2 separate regions of the Homo sapiens genome follow, and region 2 is linked to region 1. A link is an interaction called in ENCODE POLR2A ChIA-PET data of the cell type or tissue named here. Cell type or tissue: GM12878. All regions are shown on one strand. Links, peaks and the distances in the headings refer to the core of each region. The heading gives the core; the rest is flanking DNA.

Region 1 (6,334 bases), core at 582-5,581:
TGTCACTCAAAGAAAACTGTAAAAGAGGGGCGGGTTGACTTCTGTTTTGCATTTATACAATTTTACATGTCTATAGAATTTCTAAATGGATATTTAAATGAAACACATACAGATATGGAGCTTAAGAAAGAGATCTGAGCTAGAGAAGAAGACAGATTTGCCAGTATGAGCAACAATTGGGTAAGATTTCTCAGGGAAAATATCCAATACCCAATACAAGAGAAGGGACCTAGGCAAGAATCCTGAGCCGATATTTAAGAGAGGCACTAAATATTTTGATTTATGTGAAATGTGACAGACAGAGCCCTGAGAGGGCTACCAGGCAAGAAAGGGAAGCTAATAGTGAAAATTTGATAATATAAACATATTAGCCATGGAACCAGTGTTCCAAGGATCCAGTGGAAATATAAGAGATAGGCAAGTAACGAGAGGCTGGATCAGAGATTGGTGGCAGGATGTAGATAAAAGTATATAGGACTGAAAAGAGGCATTTACAAAATTGCTGAGTAAGGACCTTTCAATATCTGTTCCTCCATAAAAGCAACAAGAACACTGGCAAAAACTGTCAAAAGCAACTTTTTCAGAACTCTGGAAATTAAAGGTTTGCAACAATTCAAGGCGTATTTATTCAAGAACACCAGATGAATGCTAAAACAGCAAGCTTTGTGGCATTTTAACTTGTTCTAATCTGATCTCTCCCTCTGCAGCTTCAAAACAGTCTTGAAAATCAAAGCCTTGCATCCATAGCAGCTGTAAAAACCAGCAGCCAGGCAGCCACTGGAGGAGCCGGAACCCATTTGGAGCTCCTCCAAAGCCCTACCCTCAGAAAACTGCCACTATTGGACTTGTCTGGCAGCTTGCTGAACAACACTCCATTCCCAGCACTTGCCTTTATTTGATTTGAAGAAGGGCTCACACTATGTGAAGAGCCCTATATGCGGCAGGGTCTTTGTGGAAAACAATCAACAGCAATTATTTAATTGCTGTAGCTGCCTGGAGAAATTTTACCAGTTGGGTCTAACAAGAGGCTGACCAAAAAATTCAAAAGTACAAACAGGAATGAAATGTCCACCGGGGGCTTGGAAAAGCTTTGATACAGTTAAGGGAATTTAGAAGGCCATAAGCATGTGTAGGGCTATGTACATGCCCAGGAAAGATCTAAGAAGACTAATATTTTGCCTCTGGTTGATCTTGAGGCTCTGCCCCAACATACTCACAGAGCCCCTCAGCAAAAGCTGAGAAAAGAGGCATTTAAAGAAATCTCTGGTCAACCATTAACTGACCACTATGCTAGCTGAGCAGAGATTTCAAATAGAGACTGCCGGGCGCGGTGGCTCATGCCTGTAATCCCAGCGTTTTGGGAGGCCGAGGCGGGCAGATTACGAGGTCAGGAGATCAAGACCATCCTGGCGAACATGGAAACCCCGTCTCTACTAAAAATACAAAAAAAAATTAGCCGGGTGTGGTGGCGGGCACCTGTAGTCCCAGCTCCTCGGGAGGCTGAGGCAGAAGAATGGCACGAACCCGGCAGGCGGAGCTTGCAGTGAGCGGAGATTGCGCCACTGCACTCCAGCCTGGGCGACAGAGTGGGACTCCATCTCAAAAAAGAAAAAAGAATAGAGACTATACAAAATAAGCCCATGAAAATCACTGAAGAAATAAACTGCAGCAACAACAAAAATAAACTGGGTGGGTAGAGAGGAATCTAACTTGAGAACTGCTACATAATTTAAAATGTCTGGTTTTCAACAAAAATAAAATTATAAAACACACAAACAGGCAAATATGGCACCATATATATATATATATGCACACATATATATAAAAGCAGACAACAGAAACTGTTCATGAAGAAGCCAAGGTGTTGGACTTACTGGACAAAGATTTTAAGCCAGCTATTTCAAAAAACTAAAAGAAACATGTCAAGAGAGTTAAAGGAGAGTATGAGACCAACATCTTACCAAATAGAGAATATCAATGAAGAGAGAGAAATTATAAAAAAAGAACCAAATAGAAATTCCAGAATTGAAAAGTTCAATAACTAAAATGAAAAATTTACAAGAGGGGGTATGATACTATGATATAAGAAGAAATATATATTTGGTCTTTGTCCCTCTTCCTGGTACACAGCTCCTAAAACGTTTGGATTCTTTTAAGTGTTAAGTGTTTACATGTGTACCAATGAGATGACTGGTAGCTGGGGGCTCCTGGATAGCCTCAGGTAGGGCAGAAGTGCAGGGAGCCTAGGGACTCCATTTGTGGCTGGTGTCTGAAGTGAGCAGTACTATCGGACAGAACCCTTACCCTGTAGGGTATACATTAGTAGTAGTTAGTGTCAGAATTGAATTCAATTGTAGAACACCCACAGTTGATGTCAGAAAACCGAGAATTTGTTACTGTAAAACTGATGCACAGGATGTCTTTTTCAAATTGGGTGGCCTCTAAGAAGGCTTTCAACTGAGTCTAGCTGAAAATTTGATGGATTTAAATCTTACTTTCTCCTTATAAACTATTTTCTTTCTCCTTATAAACAATGAAGATATGTATAATGTCCTCACATCTCCCCTTTATGGAACGGAACTAGAAGGGAATCAATTAACCCATTTATGCCAGAGGTTGCAATTTTTTGTGTGTGAAAAATCAGACTTTGGTGATGACCCTGAGCAGTAGGATATAAATAACTCCCACAAGCTTAGCAGCCCAATAATGGAACACTAGGCATAAATGGGTTAAGGGCCAACTTCCAAACTGAACAACAGTAGTTTGATGATTAATATGATTCTTTTATGATTAATATGTCAGAAATCTGATGAAATGTTGTATCCAAAGTTCATAAGCAATTTAATCTGCAATTATTGTTATAGAAAGTAAATCAACAATTCCCTTGATTTTCAATAACTATGAAACTATATGGGTACTGCTCAAAGGCACACGCCATGGTACAACTATTTCTAAAAAGCTCAGTCTTAAAAAACAAAGCTTCTAACAGTAGTTTCAAGCACAAATCTCCAAGAAAATGTGCACCTTTCAGACTAAACGTCATAAAAATAATTAGTGTTATTAACCTTAGTGAAAAATAAAATTCTGGCTTGTAAAACAAACACTTTTTAGTTTCAGATAATTTAGCCAGAATGGTCACACACATTAATTTTTGTGGTATTTTAATTGAAAGGTAAATAAACCAAAGTCTCAAAAAAAAATTCTGATTATGACATGAAAATTCATCTCAATTTAAAGCAATATCAAAAGTTAATCAAAACAAACTTACTGTCTGGTCAAATTTGTACATAAATACCTAAATGCTCCTTCAAATGCAAATAAATAAAATATTATTGGTAATTAACATTATATGCAAGTCTAGTAAATTATTCAACCATATTTTATGGTAGCTGAATACTAAAGGACCTTAAGCTTTTACCTGTCTAAAAGAAAGTTGAAAAGACAATGCACAGAATGAAAAAAAAGTTGTGAATCATATATTTCATAAGGGACTTGTATCTAGAACAAACAACTCTTTCAACTCAATAATAAAAAGACAATAAAATTTTAAAATGGACAGAGACTTCTGGTTGTAAAACGGTGGTACAGAAGTAACCTGGCTTCACTCACTGCCACAGGAAACCAAAACCACAAATACAGTGCTGACACGATCATGAGCAATATCCCGAACTCAAATATGAGGAGACAGTTCCCAAGGCCACAAAGAAGTGAAAAAACTCTGAGCAAAAGAAAGCAAATTAGACTTTCATAATCACAGTGCCCCTCCCCTCAATCTGTCCAGCACCAAGCATGCAGAAAACTTTCCCAACTCAGAGTTGCTACACTGGAAAAAGTATAACTGAGGTGGACAACTGGCTTCTCCACCATCTTGGGTTTGTTGGCAAGAGACCTATCCCTGTCCTAATAACTGGGAGCAGTGGAAATACCTAAGGGAGAAATAATCCCTGAAAACCACCAGAAATAAAGAGAAGAGGTCGGAGGTGGGACTACCATCCCTAGTCCTGGAAACTCTGCTATGTAACTCAGCCAAAAGAGATGCCAAGTTGGAGTGGCTGTTCAGCAGCACCACACTGTTAAGAGGTTCATTTCACAGGTTCATTGGACATGAACCTCTACCCAGAGGTTAGGTGCTGAAAAGGAGGCAGCAACCTAGCAGATTTAAGAAAAAAAAAAAAAGAAAGAAAATTAACAGGTAAACTTCAAAGAATCTCTAAGCAAGCATATTCGATAAAAACCAAAACAAGCCAGATAGAGAAGACTAGAATAAATAACTAATCCTTGAATGCAAAGACACAGATGTATATCCACAACAAACAACAGAAAACAGGGAACCATGACCTCAAACAGACAAAGCAAGGAACCAGTGACTGACCCTAAGAAGACAGTGACATGAGCTTTCTGATCAAGAATTCAAAATACCAGGTATAAGGAAATTCAGTAACTTTTACAAGGCAAAGCAGAAAAGTAATTAAGAAATTTATTAGAGAAATTTAGCAAGGAGATCAAAATAATACAAAAAAAACCAAACAGAAATCGAAATTGAGAAATACATTTGGTGAACAGAAAAATTCATTAGATACTCTCAATAGCACAATGGAAACTAAATAACCTACAAGACAACACAGAAAAGTAATACAGAAATTTATTAGAGAAATTTAACAAGAAGAGTGAAATAATACAAAGAAAACAAACAGAAATCAAAACTGAGAAATACATTTGGTGAACTGAAAAATTCATTAAAGTCTCTCAATAGCAGGATATATGAAACAAAAAAAAGTCAGTGAGCTCAAAGACAGGCTATTTGAAAATACATGAGGAGAAAAAAGAAAAAAACCAATGGAAAGGAATGAAGGCTGCCTTTAAGATACAGAAAATTACCTCTAAAGACAAAATCTAAGAAATTTATTGGTATTTAAGAGTGAGGGCTCTTGTTAAGCAAGGGAAAGGGGCAAAAAGCTTATTTCAAGAAATAACAGAAAAAAATCCCAAAAACTTGAGAAAAAGATAAATATCCAGGTACAGGAATAAAGGTAAGACAACACCAAATAGATTTGATGCAAATAAGACTACTCCCAAGTTATATAATAATGAAACACTCAAAGGTCAAGGACAAAGAAAGCAGCAAGAGAAAAGAAGTAAATGATGTATACAAGTGCTCCAACTTGTCTGGCAACAGACATCTTAAGAGAAACTATAAAGGCCAGGAAAGAGTGGAATGCCATCTTCAACGTGCTTTAAAAAAATGCCATCTAAGAATAAAGTATTGAGCAATGCTATCCTTCAAATATAAAAAAGAGGGTTTTTGGTTTGTCTTTTTATTTTTTAAATCTTCTTTTGTAGTGATGGGAATCATGCTATGTTGACCATGCTGGTTTTGAACTCCTGGACTCAAGCAATCCTCCCATCTCTGCCTCCCAAAGTGCTAGGATTATAGGTGTGAGCCATTGTGCCCAGTCAAATACATAGTCTTTCCCAGACAAACTTAAGCTAAGAGAATTCACCACCACCAGAACCACCTTACAAAAAAATGCACATGGGAGTTCTTCCACCAGACAGAAAAAAACACTAACTTACAAAAAGAAAGCTTGTAAAGGTATAAAACCCACTGGTAAAATTAAGTACACAAACAAACCAGAATACTCTATTACTGCAATTTGTAGTGTACAATCCATTTGTAACTCTGTTTGGTATGAAGTCCAAAAGACAAATCTACCAAAAACAGTAATACTTATAGCAACCCATTAAGAGATAGGCAATATAAAAACATAAAAATTAACACAACATAGTGTCAAAATGTGGGGGGCGGGGTGGGGTGGAGTTATAGGAAAGAGGGTTTTTTAGCTTCTCGAGAGGGGCCTCGCGGGCCCCGCTCCCGCCCTCGGCTCGCCTGGCCCAGACCGGAAGCAGCGCCGCACTGCCTGGGCCTGGCGCGGGGGGTGAGCACAGGGGCCCGGTCGGACATGGACAAGAAGCACAAGCACAAGAAGCTCAAGTCGGACAAACACCTCTACCAGGAGTATGTAGAGAAGCCCTTGAAGCTGGTCCTCAAAGCAGGAGGGAATGAAGTCACCGAACTCTCCGTGGGCAGCTCGGGGCACAACTCCAGCCTCTTCGAAGACAAAAAACAATCATGACAAACAAAAGGACAGAAAGTGGAAAAAGAGAAAGAAAGGAGACAAGCAGGTTCCAGGGGAAGAAAAGGGGAGAAAACAGATAAGAGTTAAGGAGGATAAAAAGAAGCGAGATTGAGACGGGGTGGAGAATGAGGCAGAAAAAGACCTCCAGTGTCACGCCCCTGTGGGATTAGACTTGCCCGGTGAGAAGCCTCTCACAA
Region 2 (6,334 bases), core at 920-5,919, 120 kb before region 1:
AAAAAAAAATCAAATAATGTGAATTTGAAAGTAGTGGTGCAGACCAGTGGTTCTTAACCCTGGCTAACAATGAGCTTAAAAATAAACAAGTGCCCCATCCCAGACCCATAATGAGTCAGAATCTCCAGGCATGAAAGCCTAAGAATCTGTACTTCTTAAGGCTTCCCAGATGATTTGGATGTATAATAAGATCTGATCTTAAGGAAAATAATAAATCATAAGGCAATTTTTAAAAAGAGAAGCACTATAATGTTTTACACAATGATCAATTTTTAAAAATACTTTAAAGTCTCAAGTTGCATATATAGTTAAAAAAAAGGTTATAAAACATGAAGAACATAAAAAAATTAAAAAGGATGCCAATGAAGACTCCAAAGGTTAAGAAAATGCAGGCCGACTTTCACCTGAATAGTGTAGACAAGTGATTTTAAAAAAGCCATACCAAATGGCAACAACTACTCTGGATTGTCTTTTAAGAGAAATCAAATACGCTCTAGTGAATTCTTTGATCTATATTTATCAAAGGGTTTCAGTTTCAGAGATGGCTCACAGGCCAGTGAAGTTTTGTTCTTTGCCCCAGTTATCTTCCAGTTAACCGAAGGGCACACTTTTTCTAAGTAGACTGGTTACTGTATCCAATATTATGATATTGTCACAAGCAGACTGCTTACAAACATGTGCTTCAGTATGCTCCATGAAGACTGAGTATGCTGTTCTATGATGAAGCCTTTGCTAATTAGATCTCTGCCAAGAGACTCAAATCTATTCCCAAATATAGAATTTCTGTATTACAGCTCTATGAATTGCAGTTACATTCAGGTGCCAGGACAAACTGATAAATATTTAAGCTCTTTCTGTGCTTGTCTGATAAATAAGCCAGGATGGAATTACTTGACTCACTAAATTTAACTCAGTGTTTAGTTTCAAGATCCTTTACTGGTTTAAACCCTGAGCATTATAGCTTGATTCAGGCTTACATTTAAAACTTTAGTGCCCCAACCCGGACATCTACTTTGTAGCACATAGGGAGGCAGGCACTTAAAAAATATCTGCTTTAATCTTTATTCTTTTTACTATCCTTTGGCTTTCTTGTTCAAAAAAAATTTAGTCAAGGCTGGGCACAGTGGCTCATGCCTGTAATCCTAGTACTCTGGGAGGCAGAGGCAGGTGGATCACCTGAGGTCAGGAGTTTGAGACCACCTGGCCAACATGGTGAAACTGTCTCCACTAAAAATACGAAAATTAGCTGGGCGTGGTGGTGCATGCCTGTAATCCCAGCTACTCGGGAGGCTGAGGCAGGAGAATTGCTTGAACCTGGAAGGCAGAGGTTGCAGTGAGCCAAGATTGCACCAACTACACTCCAGCCTGGGCAACAGTGAGACTCCGTCTCAAAAAAAATTTTTCAGTCAGATGCTTGCTTCATTTGCTTTCATTCTTTCATGTTTATGATTAACAGTGTTAAGGTGATGAATTTTTCTCTGAGGTCTGCCATCTAGAATCTGATTTGCAGTGTTTTCATTTTGTTTAACAGAATTTACAAGTGGAAGGATCACTTTTTTTTTTAGTTTGTAATTAATTACCATTTTATAGCATTGTATTACATTCATTTGTAATATTTCTACTTTTTGAAATGTACTGAGGCTTTCTTTTCTTTCTTTTTTTTTTTTTTTTTGAGATGAGAGAGAGCGTCTCATTCTGTTGCCCAGGCTGGAGTGCAGTGGCATGATCTCAGTTCACTGCAACCTCTGCCTCCTAGGTTCAAGTGATTCTCCTGCCTCAGCCTCCTTAGTAGCTGGGATTGCGGGTGCCCGCCACCATGCCTGGCTAATTTTAAATTTTAATTTTTATTATTTTATTTTTAATTTATTATTTTTGAAATGGAGTCTCACTCTGTTGCCCAGGCTGGAGTGCAGTGGCACAATCTCAGCTCACTGTAACCTCTGCCTCCCTGGCTCAAGCGATTGTCCTACCTCAGCCTCCCAAGTAGCTGGGATTATAGGTGCCTGCCACCATACCCTGCTAATTTTTGTATTTTTAGTAGAGATGGGGTTTTGCCATGTTGGCCAGGCTGGTCTCAAACTCCTGCCCTCAAGTGATCCTCCTGCCTCAGCCTCCCAAAGTGCTGGGATTATAGGCGTGAGCCATGATCCCCAGCCGAGGCTTTTTTTTTTTTTTTTTAACAGACTATGACTTTTTTTTTTTTTTTTTTTTTTTTTTTTTTTTTTTTAAGATGGAGTCTTGCTCTGTCACCCAGGCTGGAGTTCAGTGGTGTGATCTCGGCTCACTGCAGCCTCTGCCTCCTGGGTTCAAGTGATTTTCCTGCCTCAGCCTCCTGAGTAGTTGGGAGTACAAGGCTCATGCCACCATGCCTGGCTAATTTTTGTATTTTTTAGTAGAGCTGGGGTTTCTCCATGTTGGCCAAACGTTTCAAACTCCTGACCCCAGGTGATCTACCTGCCTTGGCCTCCCAAAGTGTTGGGATTACAGGCATGAGTCACCACACCTGGCCAGATATTTTTAAAACATTCTAGAAACACTTAAGAAGTATATTTTTTGGTACTGGGTTACAGAGTTTGATATATAATCACAAGGTCTGACTTATAATGTTTACAATTTCCATAATTTCACTTATTTCTGATCACTTGATTGGTCTTGGATTGAGAATGATGTAAAATCTCCTGTTTGGATGTGTTTCTAATTCTCATTACATCTCTAGTAATTTCTGCTTCATTAAAAATTTCTACAAATTAGTGCATGGGAGACATTTAAAACATTCTAGAAACACTTAAGAAGTACATTTTTTGGTACTGGGTTACAGAGTTTGATATATAATCACAAGGTCTGACTTATAATGTTTACAATTTCCATAATTTCACTTATTTCTGATCACTTGATTGGTCTTGGATTGAGAATGATGTAAAATCTCCTGTTTGGATGTGTTTCTAATTCTCATTACATCTCTAGTAATTTCTGCTTCATTAAAAATTTCTACAAATTAGTGTATGGGAGACATTCATTTGAACGTTCTTGAAAAACACCTCAAATTAAAATAGCTCTTGAAAGATGACAAACCATCATTATTTATAAATAGCATCGCTTTTTCTTTTTTTTTTTTTTTTCGATCCAAGGGTATACATGTAGGTTTGTTACATGGGTATACTGTATGATGTTGAGGTTTGAGCTTCTAATGATCCTGTTGCCCATGCAGTAAATGTAGTATCTGACAGGTGGTTTTTCAACTTTTCCTCTCCTCACCCCCCTTTTGGAATCCCTAGTGTTCATCATTCCCATCTTTATGTCCATGAGTACCCAATGTTCATTATATGTGAGAACATGCAGTATTTGGTTTTCTGTTTCTGCGTTAATTTGCTTAGGATAATAGCCCCAGCTGCATCCATGTTGTTACAAAGGACATGATTTTGTTCTTTGTTCTTTTTTTTTTTTTTTTGAGACAGAGTTTCGCTCTTGTTCCCCAGGCTGGAGTGCAATGCTGCAATCTCAGCTCACTGCAACCTCTGCCTCCCAGGTTCAAGCGATTCTCCTGCCTCAGCCTCCTGAGTAGCTGGGATTACAGGCATGTGCCACCACGCCTGGCTAATTTTGTATTTTTAGTAGAGATGGAATTTCTCCATATTGGTCAGGCTGGTCTCGAACTCCCGACCTCACGTGATCCGCCCGCCTCGGCCTCCGAAAGTGCTGGGATTTGTAGGCATGAGCCACCACGCCCGGCCGATTTTATTCTTTTTTTATGGCTGTGGCATCACTTTCTTTTAAACTGTATTTTTATAAGAAATAAGATGGCCGGGCATCATGGTTCATGCCTGTAATCCCAGCCCTTAGGCAGCTGAAGTGGGAGGATTGCTTGAGTCCAACAGTTTGAGACCAGCCTGGGCAACATAGTGAGACCCGATGTCTAAAAAAAAATAATTAGTAAAACATGGTGGGATATGCCTGTAGTCCCAGCTACATGGGAGGCTGAGCTGAGAGGATCACTTGAGCCCAGGAGGTTGAGGCTGCAATGAGCTGTAATCATGCCACTGCATTTCAGTCTGGGTGACAAAGTGAGACCCTACCTCAAAAATAAAATAAAATAAAAATAAATAAATAAAAAGAAAAAAAGAATGAACACCTAATGTTGAAGGAGGATGGGCTCTGGGTAAATTGATGGCACCAAGTAGTGATGTGTTTGTCATTGAGTGCAGAAAAAACATAAGAAAGTCTAGGAAAGGACCATTTAACAGCCTGACCTTAGCAGAGCCCTGGAGGTCCTGCTCTCATTTAGGCGTCATACTAGGATCCAGCAAGGGAATTTTCTATGAGAGTTGGCTGCTGCCATCAGGACAGAAGTCTATTAAATAAATAGAAGCTGGGAGCACCCAGTGACTTCAGTGGTTGTACTGACTAGAACCACAAAACTGGTAAAAAATGGCTGAAAGTTGGTTGGTAATAACTCCAGTGATATATTCCTTCTTTAATCATGCATTAACCAGGAACTTGTTCATTTATTCAATAAATATTTACAGACCAGCCCCATGGGCTTGGCTATATGCTAGGCATAACTGACTTGACAGTCAAAGAACTGGGCCTCTGTCCTCACTGGTTCATTTGCTATTTAGTGAGGAAGACAGACAAACCCCAAATCACAGTAAAGCAGAGGAGATTATGGCAGGAGCCTACTGCAAGGAAGGCTTCACCCAGTCCAGAGGTTTCAGCTGATTCCTCAGAAGATGGGGGGTGGGGTGGGATAGGTAGAGGAAAGTGTTCCTGGCAGAAGGAGCAGGGTGTTTAAAGGCCAGGAGGAGGCGGCGAGGGGCATTCACAGACCTAAGAGAAGTTCAATATGGTATGGGTCGAGGTAGAGTGTGACAGAGAAGAGCAAGAAATCGTGACAGAGGGATAGCAGGTAGGGACAGAACGGAGATGACTTATCAACAATAAGGAGTAATGATTTTATTGGGGGGTGCGAGGTGGCAAATTTTTCTTTAGATTTCATTCTTCAACTTACTTTGAGATGTTTGTTGTTTATTTCTGCTAGAATTCTCATACTTGAAAAATCATCCTTGCATTTTATGTCTATATCCCAGCTCGGCCACTTAGCAGTGTAACATGCAAATCACTTAAACTCTCTGTATCAGTTTACTCACCTGTAAAGGTGCCTAGAACAGTCTGTGGCACACAGTATGACTCAATCATGCCATTAATCATCTACCTGGACTCACAGAATTATAAACCTTCCAAGTTTACTAGCAAGCAATTCTCTAAGACAACTAGGTATTTTTCTTTAAAGAATGGTAAGCACTAGTAGAGCAATTGAGACTTTTCCTTTCTTCTTTTTAATACTGTAGATTGAGTATCCCTTATTTGAAACGCTTAAGACCAGAAGTGTTTCAGATTTCAAATTTTTTCAGATTTTGGAATAAGTGCATTATACTTACTGGTTGAGTATCATTAATCTGAAAATCTGAACTCTGAAATGCTCTCATGAGCATTCCCTTTGAGAGTCACGTTGGTGCTCAAAAACTTTCAGTTTTGGAGCATTTTGAATTTTGATTTTTCTCAATTAGGGATGCTCAACCTGTATTATAAAAGAAATTGGATGGATGGCCATTCTTGTTGTAGCTATTAAGAAACACAACACACTATTCCATAAAAAAAACAAAAAATAAATTATAAAACAAACCATTATTAATAGTTTATGATATTTTTGAGATTTTTAGGAAGTTTATCATTTAGACTCTTCATTTCACTTTTCACACCAGTTTTGTATCTCACACTATAATTCAAGAGTGACTATATCTTCCTGTAAGATCAGACTGCTTGTGATTCTGGGCCCATGGAACAAAACTGTACCTTTACAAGTTGCTCCTGTTGACGTTCCAACTCCCGGATTTCTTGGTTGAGGATGACTGCAACATGCTGAGGTTGGCTCCGACATTTACTACAGATGCCATGCTGAGTTAGGTCATCACACACAGGACAGTGTAAGGTAGTAAAATATTGTGAAATAGTGCCTTTCCGCCCTTCAGGTTCACTTCGCGAGGAGCTGGTAGCTTTATGGATCTATAAAAACATCCATTCAGAAGTAAGCCTGAGTCAGCTTCACAGCAAAGCTGCTATTTTCATGCTAATTACAGGTTTACTCAGGCATTCATTCATTCGTTCATTCACTCATTCAACAAATGTTGAGTAGCTACTATGTGCCAGGCACTGTTCCAGACACTGGAGCTACAGAAATGAATGAAGTCCTTGCCTTCATGGAACTTACATCTTAATATTATCAGATACATTTTTTTTTTATTATTATAATTTAAGTTCTAGGGTATGTGCAGGTTTG

What was found. Peaks named below come from ENCODE experiments on the same cell type or tissue, not always from the same donor. Only the 100,000 strongest peaks of a DNase experiment are listed, where the experiment ranks them.
Region 2: POLR2A ChIA-PET joins it to region 1 with 8 read pairs; 5 of 35 experiments call an interaction of 5 or more read pairs at or near these places.

The regions. Positions count from the first base shown.
Region 1 is chr6:111,423,858-111,430,191 of GRCh38, forward strand. The region is part of intron 1 of REV3L (REV3 like, DNA directed polymerase zeta catalytic subunit); the gene reads right to left. It also overlaps the pseudogene BRD7P4. Among named protein-coding and RNA genes, the nearest start is that of REV3L, 56 kb to the right of the region's middle. RefSeq lists a silencer at 3,536-3,736. In GM12878, for the core only: no CTCF peak of the experiment used is centred there; a DNase peak (open chromatin) is centred at 3,654; H3K4me3 peaks cover 758 bases; H3K27ac peaks cover 1,254 bases.
Region 2 is chr6:111,301,511-111,307,844 of GRCh38, forward strand. REV3L (REV3 like, DNA directed polymerase zeta catalytic subunit) reads right to left here. Exons shown (of 32, transcript NM_001372078.1): 31 at 5,851-6,060. Among named protein-coding and RNA genes, the nearest start is that of SLC60A2, 45 kb to the left of the region's middle. In GM12878, for the core only: no CTCF peak of the experiment used is centred there; no DNase peak of the experiment used is centred there; H3K27ac peaks cover 315 bases.